2 separate regions of the Homo sapiens genome follow, and region 2 is linked to region 1. A link is an interaction called in ENCODE POLR2A ChIA-PET data of the cell type or tissue named here. Cell type or tissue: PC-9. All regions are shown on one strand. Each heading gives the region's core, and the rest is flanking DNA. Links, peaks and the distances in the headings are about the cores only. Region 1 has its middle 7.7 kb from the start of USP33. Region 2 overlaps AK5 (adenylate kinase 5).

Evidence for each region. Peaks named below come from ENCODE experiments on the same cell type or tissue, not always from the same donor. Only the 100,000 strongest peaks of a DNase experiment are listed, where the experiment ranks them.
Region 2: POLR2A ChIA-PET joins it to region 1 with 27 read pairs; 3 of 35 experiments call an interaction of 5 or more read pairs at or near these places.

What each region holds. Positions count from the first base shown.
Region 1 is chr1:77,765,065-77,770,109 of GRCh38, forward strand. No RefSeq gene overlaps it. Among named protein-coding and RNA genes, the nearest start is that of USP33, 7.7 kb to the left of the region's middle. RefSeq lists an enhancer at 4,955-5,045. In PC-9, for the core only: no CTCF peak of the experiment used is centred there; no DNase peak of the experiment used is centred there.
Region 2 is chr1:77,528,293-77,538,525 of GRCh38, forward strand. It overlaps AK5 (adenylate kinase 5), which reads left to right. Exons shown (of 14, transcript NM_174858.3): 13 at 7,555-7,746. Among named protein-coding and RNA genes, the nearest start is that of ZZZ3, 150 kb to the right of the region's middle. In PC-9, for the core only: no CTCF peak of the experiment used is centred there; a DNase peak (open chromatin) is centred at 8,739; H3K27ac peaks cover 2,290 bases.

The DNA.
Region 1 (5,045 bases), core at 2,546-5,045:
CTTGGCTTGAGATGAGACAGAAGCACCTATTTCCCCACCCATCATGGAGGTATCTTAACTTAAGATGTGTAATTTGGCACTGACATTTGAAGTCTCTGCCAAGAATCTGTTATCATCTATTCACTCTTAGAGTAACGATTCAGGTTACCCTAGCTCAAAGTTTCTAAAAAATGACGCGACACGGACATTTTGGATTAAATAATTCTTTGTTGTGGAGGGTGGTTCCTGTGCACTGAAGGATATTTAGCAGCATCTTTAGTCTTTACCTACTAGATCCCAGCAGCACCTCCTCCAGTGATAACAAACAAAAATGTCTCCAAACATTGCCAAAAGTCACCCAAGGGGCAAAATCACACCCAGTTGAGAATTGGTGCTCTAGTTTAGGCTAGTGCTTCTCAGAGTTTTCTTAGATTATCAGATCAGGTCATTTAGAAAATTATAATACACTGGGATCAATAGACAAGGATGCTTGCTGTTAGAGGTTTCCAGCAGGGATCACTGCCTTGGCATACCTGTAAGCCACTTGAAGCCCATAGGTGAACTGGGATACAGAATTTGGATGCCCTAACTTTGGCAAAAAGGAGGTTTACTGGCTTATAGAATCCAAGGAATGATAGCTAGAACCAGGGACTCAAACATTGCAAGGGCTTTCTAATCTCTTTACCACTCCCTTTTTTTTTTTTTTTTTTTTTGAGGTAGGGTATCGCTGTGTCACCCAAACTGAAGTGCAGTGGCACAATCATGGCTTACTGCAGCCTTGACCTCCTGGGTTCAAGCAATCTTCTCGTCTCAGCCCCCCAAGAAGCTTGGACTACAAGTGCACTCCACCACGCCTGGCTAATTTTTGTATTTTTTATAGAGATGGGTTTTCGCCATGTTGCGCAGGTTGGTTTCATACTCCTGGGCTCAGGTGGTCTGCCTGCCGTGGCGTCCCAAAGTGCTGGGATTACAGGTGTGAGCCACAGTACCTGGCCCGTCACTCACTTTCTAATTTGCCATCTTATAGTTTTCTCCAAAAGCAGAGTTCCCGGTTTAAAAAAAATCCCAAAGAAGGGATTTACTATCTTCACCTGGGTCCAGTGCCTGTCCAAGAGCATTCAGCCAGAGGGTCAGTGTCATGGAAGAACAGGGCACCTTCCATGACAATCAAGTAGATGAATGGAAGACACAATATCATAGATAGCCAATACTGGCTTACAGGCCAAGAAAAATTTCTTACTTGGCCCACCTCGCACTCCCGAAGTGCTAGGATTATAGATGTAAGTCACTGTGCCTCGCTGAACACAGGCCTTTTTTTGGAGTAGCACAGCATTCTCATAACTACTGAGGCAATGCAGTGAAAATATGCTCTAGGTCATTTTCCAGCTTCAGATCTCCAGATTTTACCATTTTCACAATCTTTTCAAGCCTCAATTTCTTGATCTTAAAAATGGCAATAATTTTTTTAATAACAGCTTTATTGAGATATATACACATACCATACAATTCATCCATTTAAAGTCTACACCTCAATGGTTTTCAAGTGTACACTTCCAGAGGAGGAGAGACATTTTTGGCAGAGGGAGGAGAATAGGCAAAGGCACATCAGCAAGAAAGAATATACTGCAATTGGGAACTTACAAGGGGTCAGTATTGCTAAGTAAAGATTGAGAGCAGGGGATAGGGGAAAAGACTATACAAGAGAGGCAGATCATAAGTGGCCTTGTCTGCTAAGTAGTTTTTCTTCTAAGGATACAAATAACTTTGGGAAAGAAAGCAACACAATGAGATTTACATATTGGATTACTTGGATGGTAATGACTGAAATAGAGTAGAGACAGGCTACTTATTGTAGAATCCAGACAAGGGAAGGTAAGGGCCTAGCAGTGGAGATGGTAATGAGAGTTACTTAGGAGTCTAAAATAACAGACTTTTAATTGACTGCATGGGAGATGGAGCCTAGGAGGGCTCCTCTGTACAGATCCTCTAAATTCTTACCTGGGTTATTTTAATAGCTTCCTCACATGTCTTTCCGACTCTATTCTCAGTCTCCTTTAGTCCAATGCCATACTTCTAAACATAACTTTCTAAAACCTGTATCTAGTCATGTAAGTCTTCAATGACTCTTCCCTGCTCCCAAAGAGTTTTTTTCTCACCAAGGTCCTAGGATGAGGCAAATAAGTTGCCTAGAATGCAATATCTAAGAACCCTATATTTGCAGGAACCAGCAAATACTTCTAACTGTATGCCCTAGGCACCTTGCTTGCTTCCTAGGTCCTCATGGCCTTAGTTTGACCCAAATTTACTCCACCTACCTAGTATTTTGCTATGCCCAATCAAACACCCTGTCCTCAAGCTACTCTAACTTATATTTCGTTTTTCTGAAAGGCAAAACATTTGCTTGTGCCTCTCCTACTTAGTGCAACTTTACTTATACAGGGAATGCCTTTTCTCTCAAAAGTGAACTCCATTCCATTCATCCTTTAAAGGGACACCTTCTGGGGCAGCCATGTTCAACCCTTTGAATGCAACAACTTTTTTGCTGATCCATGGTGGTGGATATCATGAAAATTATGCACGGAACTTTTTTTTTTTTTTTTTTTGAGACAGAGTTTCACTCTTGTTGCCCAGGCTGGACTGCAATGGCGAGATCTCGGCTCACTGTAACCTCTGCCTCCCGGGTTCAAGCGATTCTCCTGCCTCAGCCTCCCGAGTAACTGTGATTATAGGCGCCCACCACCACACCCAGCTAATTTTTTTTATATTTTAGTAGAGACGGGGTTTTACCATATTGGCCAGGCTGGTCTCTAACTCCTGACCTCAGGTGATCCACCCACCTCAGCCTCCCAAAGTACTGGGATTACAAGCGTGAGCCACTGCATCTGGCCTTCACGGAACATTTTTTTTTTTTTTTTTTAGCTCATCAGCTATCGTTAGTGTTAGTATATTTTATGTATGGCCCAACGCCATTCTTCTTCCAGTGTGGCCCAGGGAAGCCAAAAGGATGGATACCCGTGTCCTAGGGGAAGCCTCTTCTGACTTTTCTGTGCTGTGTGGGCCTTTCCTTGCATTCTGTACCATGTTCCTTAGTGATTATTACTGCTGCTTGATTATACAATATAACCTGTAATGTCATTATTACACATAGCAGTGATTTGTTCACTTTTCCATTTCCTGAACCAAGCTGTGGGCAGGAATTTTTCTTACTCATTCTAGTATTTCCAGCTTTCAGCACACCACAAGGCACGATGTAAGAAATGAACAAATCAATAAACCTATTACTGAAAAAGACGAATGAATGGGAAAATATGAAAGAATTACAAGATACATTTTTTAACTTAGAGAAGCAGTAATTTTCTTGTACTTCTCAAAATTTCCATCATTTAAATGTATACACAGCAGATGCAGCTCTTTTTAAAAAATAAGTTTAGAAATGACACACGGTTTTCTAGGGTTTTGAAGTCGTAAGATTTTTTAGAAATGCAAAATATGAACTCTTGTTTCTTGGTAGTTTAATTTAAATTTTATGTTCTTTATGTTAAAGTAACTTTAGAATAAACTTACTTGCCTAAACTCTTACTTGAAAAATCTCTGTGGTGTCTATTAGTTATTTTACATTTTGATGTAAATACCTTCCAATAGAACACAGATGTCTCTCTCTCTCTCTCTCTTTGAAAAAGGATCAAACTGGGAGGATAACTTGAGGTCAGGAGTTCGAGACCAGCCTGGCCAACATGGAGAAACCCTGTCTGTACAAAAAATACAAAAATTAGCCGGGCATGGTGGCATGTACCTGTAGTCCCAGCTACTCAAGAGGCTCAGGCGGGAGGATTGCTTGAGCCCAGGAGGCAGAGGTTGCAGAGAGCTGAGATCACATCACTGCACTACAGCCTAGGTGACAGAAGGAAACTCCGTCTCAAAAATAAGTAAATAAATAAAAATAAACAATAAAAATAAAAAATAAATAAATAAATTTAGAACATTTTCACCATTCCCGAAAGAAACCCTGTATCCTTCTGCAGTCACTTAAATTTCCCCTCAACTCTCCCAGCTCTAGGCAATCACTATGCTGCTTCCTCTTTGTATAGATTTGCCTATTCTGGACATTGCATATAATTAGAACCATATACAATATACAGTCTTTGTAACAGGCTTTTTTTTTTTTTTTTTTTTTTTTTGAGACAGAGTCTCCCTCTGTCGTCCAGGCTGGAGTGCAGTGGTGCAGTCTTGGCCACTGCAACCTCCACCTCCTGAGTTCAAGCCATTCTCCTGCCTCAGCCTCCCAAGTAGCTGGGACTACAGGTGCACACCACCATGCCCGACTAATTGTTATATTTTTAGTAGAGATGGGGTTTCACCATGTTGACCAGGCTGGTCTTGAACTTCTAACCTCAAATGATCTGCCCACCTCCACCTCCCAAAGTGCTGGGATTACAGGCGTGAGCCACCGTGCCCCACCTGACAGGCTTCTTTACTTAACATAATGTTTTAAAGATTCGTCCATGTTATAACATTTATCAGTTCATTATTCCTTTTTATGACCAAATAATATCACATGAATATATCACATTTTATTTATTCATTCATCAGTTGATGGACATTTGAGTTGTTTCTATGTTTTGGCCATTAAGAATACTGCTGAGGCCGGGCGTGGTGGCTCACATCTGTAATCCCAGCACTTTGGGAGGCCGAGGCGGGTGGATCATGAGGTCAGGAGATAGAGACCATCCTGGCTAACACGGTGAAAATCTGTCTCTACTAAAAATACAAAAACAAAATTAGCCAGGCATGGTGGTAGGCGCCTGTAGTCCCAGCTACTCGGGAGGCTGACGCGGGAGAATGGTGTGAACCCGGGAGGCAGAGCTTGCAGTGAGCCGAGATTGCACCACTGCTCTCCAGCCTGGGCAACAGAGTGAGATTCCATCTCAAAAAAAAAAAAAAGAAAAGAAAAATGCTGCTAGGCAAGGCACGATGTCTCACGCCTGTAATCCCAGCACTTTGGGAGGCCCAGGCTGGAGGATCACTTGAGGCGAGGAGTTTGAGACCAGCCTGGCCAACATGGTGAA
Region 2 (10,233 bases), core at 7,734-10,233, 230 kb before region 1:
AGGCCTGCAACTATGTTTGAGGTCCATTCAAGCCTGGAGAGGTTTTAACCAGCCCACAAAAATCTCACCAGCCTTTCTGTGTCACCGAGATTGATGCGTCCGATGCATTGGACCATCAGTTCCTTTAAAAATTCAGTTAGTTAGGCTGACACTTTTGCATACCTGTAGCTGAGTTCTCCGAGATACAAGGTCCTTTGAGGATTTCCTTGGACACTGCATATGACATCGCTAAAAATCAAATGCAAACTAATGTCCACAGCTTAAGGGTAAGTCTATGTGTGGTTTCTGTTACCTTCCTATCTTCTATTCCCCAAGCTGGTTTTATCCCTGTTGAATTACAACCTATACCTTCAGTTTACAGAATGATTACTGGGGGAGGGGCTGTGTATATGTACATGTATGTAATGCATGTATGCATGTAGATGTGTGTAATGAGGCAGAAGGAATATGAGGGAGGAGTCAGGGTTTCTGATCACCATCCTCATTCCCCACTCCAGCTGAGAACCCCTGGTTATAGTGACTCTGGTGTGAACAGGCCTGTATTTGGAGCCTGGCTTTGTAATTCATTGGCTGGTAAGCAAGTCAGCTAACTTTGTAGATCTCCTTCTCCTCTTCTACAAAATGTTGGTTGGAAATACATACCTCAGTGATTGTTGGGAAGATTGGATGGGATCCTTGACAAGTGCCTTTACACACTTATAAGCCTACATATGGTGTTCAATAAGTCTTTACAGTTTTTTTAATAATGTGTATTTTTTCTGACTATAGAAATAAAAATTATATAGTATGAAACAATACACAAAAATATAAAACAAAGAATAACTAACCACCCAGTGATAATACCTATTAATATTTAATGTATGTTCTCCCCAAGCTTTGTTCTGCCTGTTTTTGCTTAGTTAAAATCATACAGAACATAGGAATAGTAATTATTTTTTGAGTACTTACAATGCGCCAGAAACTGAACTTGATGCTTTACACATTTCATTTGATTAATTTTTACAGTCCTACTTAACAGGTGTTAGGACCCCCGTTTTATAGGTTTTTTTTTTTTTTTTTGAGACGGAGTCTTGCTCTGTCCCACAGGCTGGAGTGCAATGGCGTGATCTCAGCTCACTGCAACCTCCGCCTCCTGGGCTCAAGTGATTCTCCTGCCTCAGCAGCGGGGATTACAGGTGCCCACCACCACGTCCAGCTAATTTTTATATTTTTAGTAGAGATGGGGTTTCACCATGTTGGTCAGGCTAGTCTTGAACTCCTGACCTCGTGATCTGCCCACCTCGGCCTCCCAAAGTGCAGGGACTATAGGCGTGAGCCATTTTATAGATTCTTACCATCTTGAGAAGGGCTCTGTGCTTAGCCTGACTCCCTGGTGTGAAATTGAAATGCTTTCCTGTATTAAGCCAATCTCATACTCAACATCAGCCAAATTAACCACATATTAACAGAAGTCATATTAACAAAAGTCATATTAATGGAAGTCATATTAACAGAAGTCATATTAATGGAAGTCATATTAACAGAAATCATATTAATGGAAGTCATATTAACAGAAGTCATATTAATAGAAGTAGAATGCATGGGTTTGCTCTTGGCTTTTCCCTCCCAAAAGACTCTTAGCTGAAATTCTGCCTTTAGCCAGAATATGTACATAACTCTCGTGGAGGTGGGAATGATGGCTTCACAGTGATCCCTCTGCCTTACTACTCTCAACTATCTCATGACACTTCATTGACAGAACCAGTGTTTCTGTTTATAAGTGTATTCTAATCTTCAGAATGAGCTCTTAACACACACACACGTGCACATATGCACACATACACAAAGTTTGAGTCTGGCCAAGGGAATGTCCAGTTGGTGTGTTCTAGTTGTTTAGAATTGTGGGGAGCCCTGGAGGCCACATAGGATTTTTCACTTGAGATGTTTCTGCTCTCTTCTGATTCCCGGTTCACTGCAGAACTTAGAGCTGCGTAATGGTGTGTGGGGGGAGAAGTTATATATCAATTGAGTAGTATTACTATCATTAGGGTTGTGTATTCAGGAATGCTGGAATGACCCAGATATTCCTCCTCTAGTGAGGTTCCCCCAAGGGGACATACCTCAAGGTGAGAGCAAATGAGAAATAGGCATGCCACTTTCTTTTCAGCCAGGGCCCTTTCCTGCCAGCACAGGGAGACTCTGGTAAACATGCTGTAGCATGCGACTTAGGCTAAAAGCCTGAGTGAGGCCGCTGACTCTTTCTAGACCTAAATCTGACCAGTGGGATACTTTACAGGTCAAAAGGATGACTATGTTGCAAAGCCCACCTTAAATAACATTAGCTCCCATTTATGTAGTGTTTGAAGTGAGTCAGGCGCTTTACATGTACAAACTCATTTAACCCTCACAATAGTCCTGTGAGTCAAATACTATTATTATCCTCATTTTTAAATGAGGAAACTGAGGCATACACCAAGAATAAGATAGTTGTTATTCTCAACAAAGAGTTCCTGGATGGCATGGAGAGCTCCTGCCCACTGGTAAACGTGGCCTAACCCCCATTCTGACTTAATCAGAAGAAAACTAAGGTGGGGGTGGAGTCAGAGGGCAGGAGGGCAAACTTCTCCTCCCGCTCCACTTGCTGGAATGACCAAAGCAAAACCATGATCACAGTCCACAATGCTCATGTCCTTGTGCTGGTGGGCTGCCCTCATGCCCTGAGGGGTGCAAGGATGAGTGTGGTCCTGTGTCCGGAAATGGTGGGTTCTTGGTCTCACTGACTTAAAGAATGAAGCCGTGGACCCTCGCGGTGAGTGTTACCATTCTTAAAGGCAGCGTGTCCGGAGTTTGTTCCTTCTGATGTTCGGATGTGTTCGGAGTTTATTCCTTCTGGTGGGTTCGTGGTCTCGCTGGCTCAGGAGTGAAGCTGCAGACCTTCGCAGTGTTACAGCTCATAAAGGCAGTGTGGACCCAAAGAGTGAGCAGTAGCAAGATTTACCGCAAAGAGCAAAAGAACAAAGCTTCCACAGTGTGGACGGGGACCCCAGCGGGTTGCCACTGCAGGCTAGGATCTGGCCCCACCCACATCCTGCTGATTGGTCCATTTTACAGAGAGCTGATTGGTCCGTTTTGACAGGGTGCTGATTGGTGCGTTTACAATCCCTGAGCTAGACACAAGTTTTCCAAGTCCCCACCAGGGTAGCTAGATACAGAGTGTGGACACAAAGGTTCTCCAAGTCCCCACCAGAGTAGCTAGATACAGAGTGTTGATTGGTGCATTCACAAACCCTGAGCTATCCACAGGGTGCTGATTGGTGTGTTTACAAACCTTGAGCTAGATACAGAGTGCCGATTGGTGTATTTACAATCCCTTAGCTAGACATAAAGGTTCTCCAAGTCCCCACCAGACTCAGGAGCCCAGCTGGCTTCACCCAGTGGATCCTGCACTGGGCCACAGGTGGAGCTGCCTGCCAGTCCCGCGCCCTGCGCCCGCACTCCTCAGGGTGGATGGGACTGGGCGCCGTGGAGCAGGGGGCTGCGCTCGTCGGGGAGGCTGGTGCCGCGCAGGAGACCAGGGGGAGGTGGGGGGGAAGGCTCAGGCATGGCGGGGGCTGCAGGTCCCGAGCCCTGCCCCGCGGGGAGGCAGCTAAGGCCCGGCGAGAAATCGAGCACAGCAGCTGCTGGCCCAGGTGCTAAGCCCCTCACTGCCTGCGGCCATCCGGCCGGCCGGCCGGCCGCTCCGAGTGCGGGGCTCGCGGAATCCACGCCCACCTGGAGCTCTGCGCACGCGCCTGCAAGCGCTGCGCACAGTCCCGGTTCCCGCCTGCGCCTCTCCCTCCACACCTCCCTGCAAGCTAAGGAAGCCGGCTCCGGCCTTGGGCAGCCCAGAAAGGGGCTCCCACAGTGCAGCGGCGGGCTGAAGGGCTCCTCAAGCGCGGCCAGAGTGGGCGCCAAGGCGGAGGAGGCGCTGACATCGAGCGGGGGCTGTGAGGGCTGCCAGCATGCTGTCACCTCTCAGTCCCACTAGATCCCAAGAGGCAGCAGAGGCAGCTTCTGAAAAATAAAATAAGTGAGTAGGCACCCCACCCCACTCGCTCCCTTTCCCACGGCCCCACCCCCCTCTCCTGGTTCCATTTGGCCCACTCAGCTTCTTGCCCAAACTTCATTCTGAAGGCGTTGGCTCTCTCCATCAGGGTGAGGTCACCAAGCTTTGGGGTTACATGTATCTGCTTCAGGCCTGTCACTCACTAGTCCCTAGTGACCTTGGGAAGGTTAACCTCTGAGGGCCTCCATTTCCTCATCCTTAAAGTGGGAATAATCATACTTCCCGGCAAGAGCGCCAGAGGGCTTATGGGATGGCTGTTTGTAAAGCCCTTAGCACAGTGAAGCATAGCCAGCTGCTGAAATGTTGCTGATGGCATCTCAGCAGCCCTTCCAAGGGCACTTGTGCTCTAACTAAGGTCCCCTGAAAACCAAAGGCCATGGAGAATCCGGTGAGGCTGGTGCCAGAGCCCCAGGGTGCCAGCAGGGTGATGTTGGGGGCAGGCCAATGTCCCCAAGTCTCTGATTCATTCAGCCAAGGGCAGAGTTCTCTGCTCGTCTGCTTACTTGATGTTGAAGACTAACCACAGTCCGGTGAAAACAAGAGCAGAGCTAGGAACCAGACAGCTACTCCAAGGGACTTTCTAATGATACATAGCGAAGCATTTTGAAAAAAATTAGATGGTATCTCATTGAAACATTTCAAAAAATTTTAGGTATTAAAAACAAATGGTTCAGGTCACTTCCAAATAGAATAACTGATCGATAGCTTTTTATATAGGAAGAGAGTGCTGATTCCAGGAGAGAGAGGTTAGGTCAAACCCCCTAGTTTTGGCACAGGAAAATGGCTTGTCAGAGTAGCTTCTCAAACTATGATGCTGTGAAGACTCACTTAGGGATCTGGTTAAGATGCAGACTCTAGGCTGGGTGCGGTGGCTCACACCTGTAATCCCAGTACTTTGAGAGGCTGAGGTGGGTGGATCACTTGAGGTCAGGAGTTCATGACCAGCCTGGCCACCATGGTGAAACCCCGTCTCTACTAAAAATACAAAAATTAGCCGGGTGTGGTGGTGCACACCTGTAATCCCAGCTACTTGGGAGGCTAAGACAGGAGGATTGCTTGAACCTGGGAGGCAGAGGTTGCAGTGATCACATCACTGCACTCCAGCCTAGGCTGCAGAGCAAGACTCTGTCACCAAAAAAAAAAAAAAAAAAAAAAAAAACAGATTCTGCTTCAGCAGGTCGCGTGTTGTGCCTGAGAGTCTATATTTCTAACAAGCTTCCAAATGACATGCTGCTGGTCCGTGGGCCACACTTTGGGAATCAGTGTGGAAGAAAAAGCTACCTCTCTGCCCCGTGCTTATTTTGGTCTAAAAGGTCATTTGCTGCCGGCTCCTGCTCAGTGACATATAATCTCTGTTTGTACCTGTGTCCCTGAATTATCTTTCCTGTCCCCACAAATGGCCTGAAAATAACCCCACAATTGGAAAAATCGCCTGGCTGTCTCATGCAACCCTAACCCAAAGTTGTTTCAGGGAGAACATTAAGCCGCCTCCCAAGCTCGCCCTCTGCTGGTGAACAAGGGTCATTTTTTTCCTAAACCCTCACCCAGCCTTTCTTGCTGCACAAATGCTCTTTTTTTTTTTCCTTCCAATTAATACAGACAGAAAAGTCGCATGACCTATTCCAGAGGTTTATTGCACTGTTGTCGATTTTGGAGAATGTTTCCACTCTGTTCCTTAAAGTACACCCCTCAGAGGAGGTAGATAAATGTTTGACCAACACTGTCTGGCAACTCACGATATTACGAGTTCTCCGTGTTGCCTAAACATCCTCTTCTTGACTGAACTTTGTTCTCATCCCACCCCACACACTTTCTACAGTGGTGGCAAGCCTTCATTTACTCACAGCTCGAATGTGGCAAGGTCAGGGGGAGTAATGGTTTCCTCTGATCCAGGGTTGGAGGAGGATGCAAAGTAAGCATGTCCCAGAGACAAAAGAACATTTAAGAGAAGGATATGGAGATGGGGAGACTCATAACACAGATCATACCACCATCACTCATTCATTAAAACATTTCTTCATCACCTACTGTGTGCAAGACTTGGGACTAGGAGCAGAGAATTCTTAATCCCTGCACACGGGGAACCTAAGCCTCATAGAGGAAATAAGCGTAACAGTGAATCGTTAGTGAGTGTCTGCTGTATGCCAAGGAGCATACGTATGTTACCTTATTTAATTTTATTTCATCCTCACAGCAATCCTATGATCATCCTCATTGTATGAATGAGAAGACTCAGATGCAGAGAAGTTGAGTCAGACTTCTAGTTAATGAGGAAGTCAGTTTAAATGAACAATATGTAAGTCTGGCACAGTGGCATGTGTGTGTAGCCCCAGCTACTCCGGAAGCTGAGGCAAGAGGATCACTTGAGTTCAGGAGTTCAAGACTGTATAGTGCACTATAATTATGCCATGAATAGCCATTGCACTCCAGCCTGGGCATCAGAGCGAGACCCCATCTCTTACAAAAGAAAAGAAAATAAAAACTTTAAAGAACAATTTGTTATTATCTCTCGTGGTTCTGGAAGTTATGGGGCTCAGCGGGCTGGTTCTCACTTGGGGTTCCTTATGCAATTGCACTCAGACAGTGGCTGGGGCTGAGATCCATGTCTGGAGCCAGGGCTGGGATATCTAAAACAGTTGGGGGCTGGTAGGGCATCTCCGTCCACATGGCCTCTCCACATGGCTAACTTGGGCTTCCTCTCAGCCTGGCAGTCTCAGGATAGTTGGACATCTTAGATGGCAGCGGACTCCCCACTGCAGCAAGTGTTCCACAAAACCAGACAGAAACTGCAAACTTTCTTGTGACCTAGACTCTAAAAGCATGGACATTATTTCCGCTACAGTCTGTTGGTCAAAATAGTTACAGGTCAGATTCAAGGTGTTTCTGTGTCTCAGTGGGAGAGTAGCTTACAAGTAAAGTGAGATAACGAATTGATGAAGCCCATCCTGGAGACAAGTCATGACACCAGGGTTTGACCCTAAGCAGCCTGATTCCAGCCTCTGTGTGCTAAAGCATTATGCCCCACTCACCTGACACAGTACAGGCACAGCCACAGAATGCCACCTGTGGCTGTTATATCACGGTGGCTTGAAGGAGAAGTGATTAGCTGTGCCTCAGGTGGTCAGGAAAGGCTTCACATTAGAGGAAACACCCCCTCACACATACATACTCCTTTCTTCTCAGTGCAGAAGAAGACAGACAGTGGCTGCAGTGGGTGGCATATACTCGTCTGCATCACGTGAGGTGGCCTAAAAGCTGAGGGCAAGAGACAGCTCTGAGGCAGTGTGTAGAAGGGAACTGACCTGGAAGGGGGGAGCTATGGAGTCCAGTCCCAGCTGCACCATAGTGTAATGCTGGGACCTTGAAGGGAACCAGAAGGCCAAGAAAGGAAAAACCAGAGGCCCTGGGCCTTTCCAGAACATCAGCAGGGTGAGGTTTCTGACTGTGTTGTGCTCCACTCCCATCTCCAGATTGGAGACCCACAGTTGGTGATCTGTATGGACTGCTCGGCAGACACCATGACCAACCGCCTTCTCCAAAGGAGCCGGAGCAGCCTGCCTGTGGACGACACCACCAAGACCATCGCCAAGCGCCTAGAAGCCTACTACCGAGCGTCCATCCCCGTGATCGCCTACTACGAGACAAAAACACAGCTACACAAGGCGAGTCACTTCACTTTCTCCTCTGAAATGAGCCGCTTACCTTTTTTTTTTTTTTCCAAGAAAAGAGAAAAAGCTGAGAACATTTTAGTTAAGGGATCTGGGAATTAGAACTCTGTGCAGCTGCAGCACTGGGGCCAAAAGGCCCAGCACAGTGGCTTATGCCTGTAATCCCAACACTGTGGGAAGTCAAGGCGGGTGTATTGCTTGAGCCCAGGAGTTCAAGACCAGCCTAAGCAACATAGTGAGACCCCTGCCTCTGCAAAAAATTAGCTGGGTATGGTGGCACATGCCTATAATCCCAGCTACTCAAGAGGCTGACGTGGGAGGATTGCTTGAGCCCCAGAGGTGGAGGCTGTAGTGAGCTGAGATTGTGCCACTACACTCCAGCCTGGGCAACAGAGCAAGACCCTGTCTCAAAGAAAACAACAACAAGAATTTGGACCAAATTATGAATCCCTTACTCTTCACTTCTATTTCAATCAAAATTAAATATCTGTCGTCATATAGACCATAAAAAGGTGGTCATATAATTTTCACAGATCCCCTTATAGTTGCTGAAAACAACTCCTTTTTCCCAAAAAAGAGAGAGAGGGAGAGAGGAAGGGAAGAAGGCAGGGAGGGAGGGAGGCATAGATGAGACGTAGGCTCTGCCACTGACTCTGGACTGTGAGATTATTCACTAGAGCTAAGATTCAATGACTTTGAATTTCTATAATTTTACATCGTTCACAATTGGCTCTTGGCTCCTTTGCCTCAATTTCTTGTGATAACCAACATTTTTAGAAGAAGCTGCATATGGGGCCAGGAGAGCAGGTAATTAAGTAAAACAATGAAGATAGTGTGAGGAAATGAGTGTATCAACCTAGTGATCATGAGCTCTCTGCTGAGTCACCATCAGTTTTATGAATTTGGGAAAACTGCCCAGTCCTCATCCTTCCACTCATCCCATAACTATGTATCAGGAACCCATAGTCCATCAATTGCACTAGTGGTTTGGATGCAAATAAATAAGATTCTTGAATCCTTGCAAAGCTTAGGGTTTCAGTAGGAGAGAGAGACAAACGTGTGATCACACAATGAGATCAAAGCAAGCACAGAATGTGTGGCAAGGGCCCTTTCCTCCAGTGTAAGGGGAAAGGAAAGGATCCAGGAAGGTGGCCTGAGGAGGACTCGGCTGAGTCTCTGAAGCGGGGGTGCACGCCACACCAGAGAAGCCCCAAGTGGAGAAGGTCAGGAAAACCAAGTAACTCCACGAGGCTGTGACATAAAGTGCCAAGGAAAAGAGGGTTAAGAGATGGAGATGGAGAGGCAAGCAAGGACTAGATCAAGATGGATCATATGTAGGAGCAAATAATTGTCCTCTGAGTGATGGGAACTACCAAAGGGGCAGGAATAATCAGGATTTCAATCTAGAAAGCTCAATCCATCATCCTTATGGGGAATGGATGCAAGAAGGTAAGGCTAGGAGACCACTGAGAGGCTAGAACAGTATCCAGGAACAAATCCATAAGGATGACAGAGTGAGCTTTTGTCCAGGAACAAAATCCTGAGTACTCGAACTGGAGAAGGGAGAGTGGGATCTCTTGCTGTTCACAGGATAAGAGACATCATCAATAAATAACAAACTTGTCTCTGAGGAAGCTACATTACTGATTCCTTGGGGGAAAACCATTGATAATGAATTCTTATCTTCTAACTCTGTTAATGGTCCGCTTTCCAGAATCCTAAGAAACACTGGGTATAGAAGTCTGAAAGATGCCTCTGCATTTAACTGAGTGTCAAATATGTGGCATGAGAGACATAATCCCCTACTTCCACATCCATGGCCATTGCTAGTTGATCCCAGCACTGTTTCTCAGTCAGCAGGTGTGGCCTGAGAATGTTTGTCAACACAGCACTCCAGGCAGCTACTGCCAATTAATAGGACTTGATGTGCAACCTGAGACTTATTTGTTGTGCTTTATATAACCTCTGGCTGCCACATTTTAAAAATAAAGACTTCGATCTTTAATAACAGGGCCAAGTGCAATGGCTCACACCCGTTATCCCAGTTCTTTGGGAGGCCAAGACAGGAGGATTACTTGAGTCCAGGAGTTTGAAGACCAGCCTAGGCAACATTTCGAGACCCTGTCTCTCCAAAAAATGCAAAAATTAACTGGACTTGGTGGTATATGCCTGCAGTCCCAGCTACTTGGGAGACTGAAATGGGAGGATCACTTGAGCCTGGGAGGTCAAGGCTGCAGTTTGCCATGATCGCACCACTGCACTCCAGCCTGGGCAACAGAGCAAGACTGTCTCTCAAAAAAAAACAACAACAACAACAAAAAAAAAAAACATAAACAAAAGTGTTTTTGTTATATAAGAGCAATGTCTTAAGAATTCAGGGCTGCAAAGGCCTTTCCAAAATTAGATTGTCTAGTGATTTCCACCTTTTGAGCAGCCTGGAACATTAAAAAAAAAAAAAATCCTGGTGTGGTGGCGCGTGCC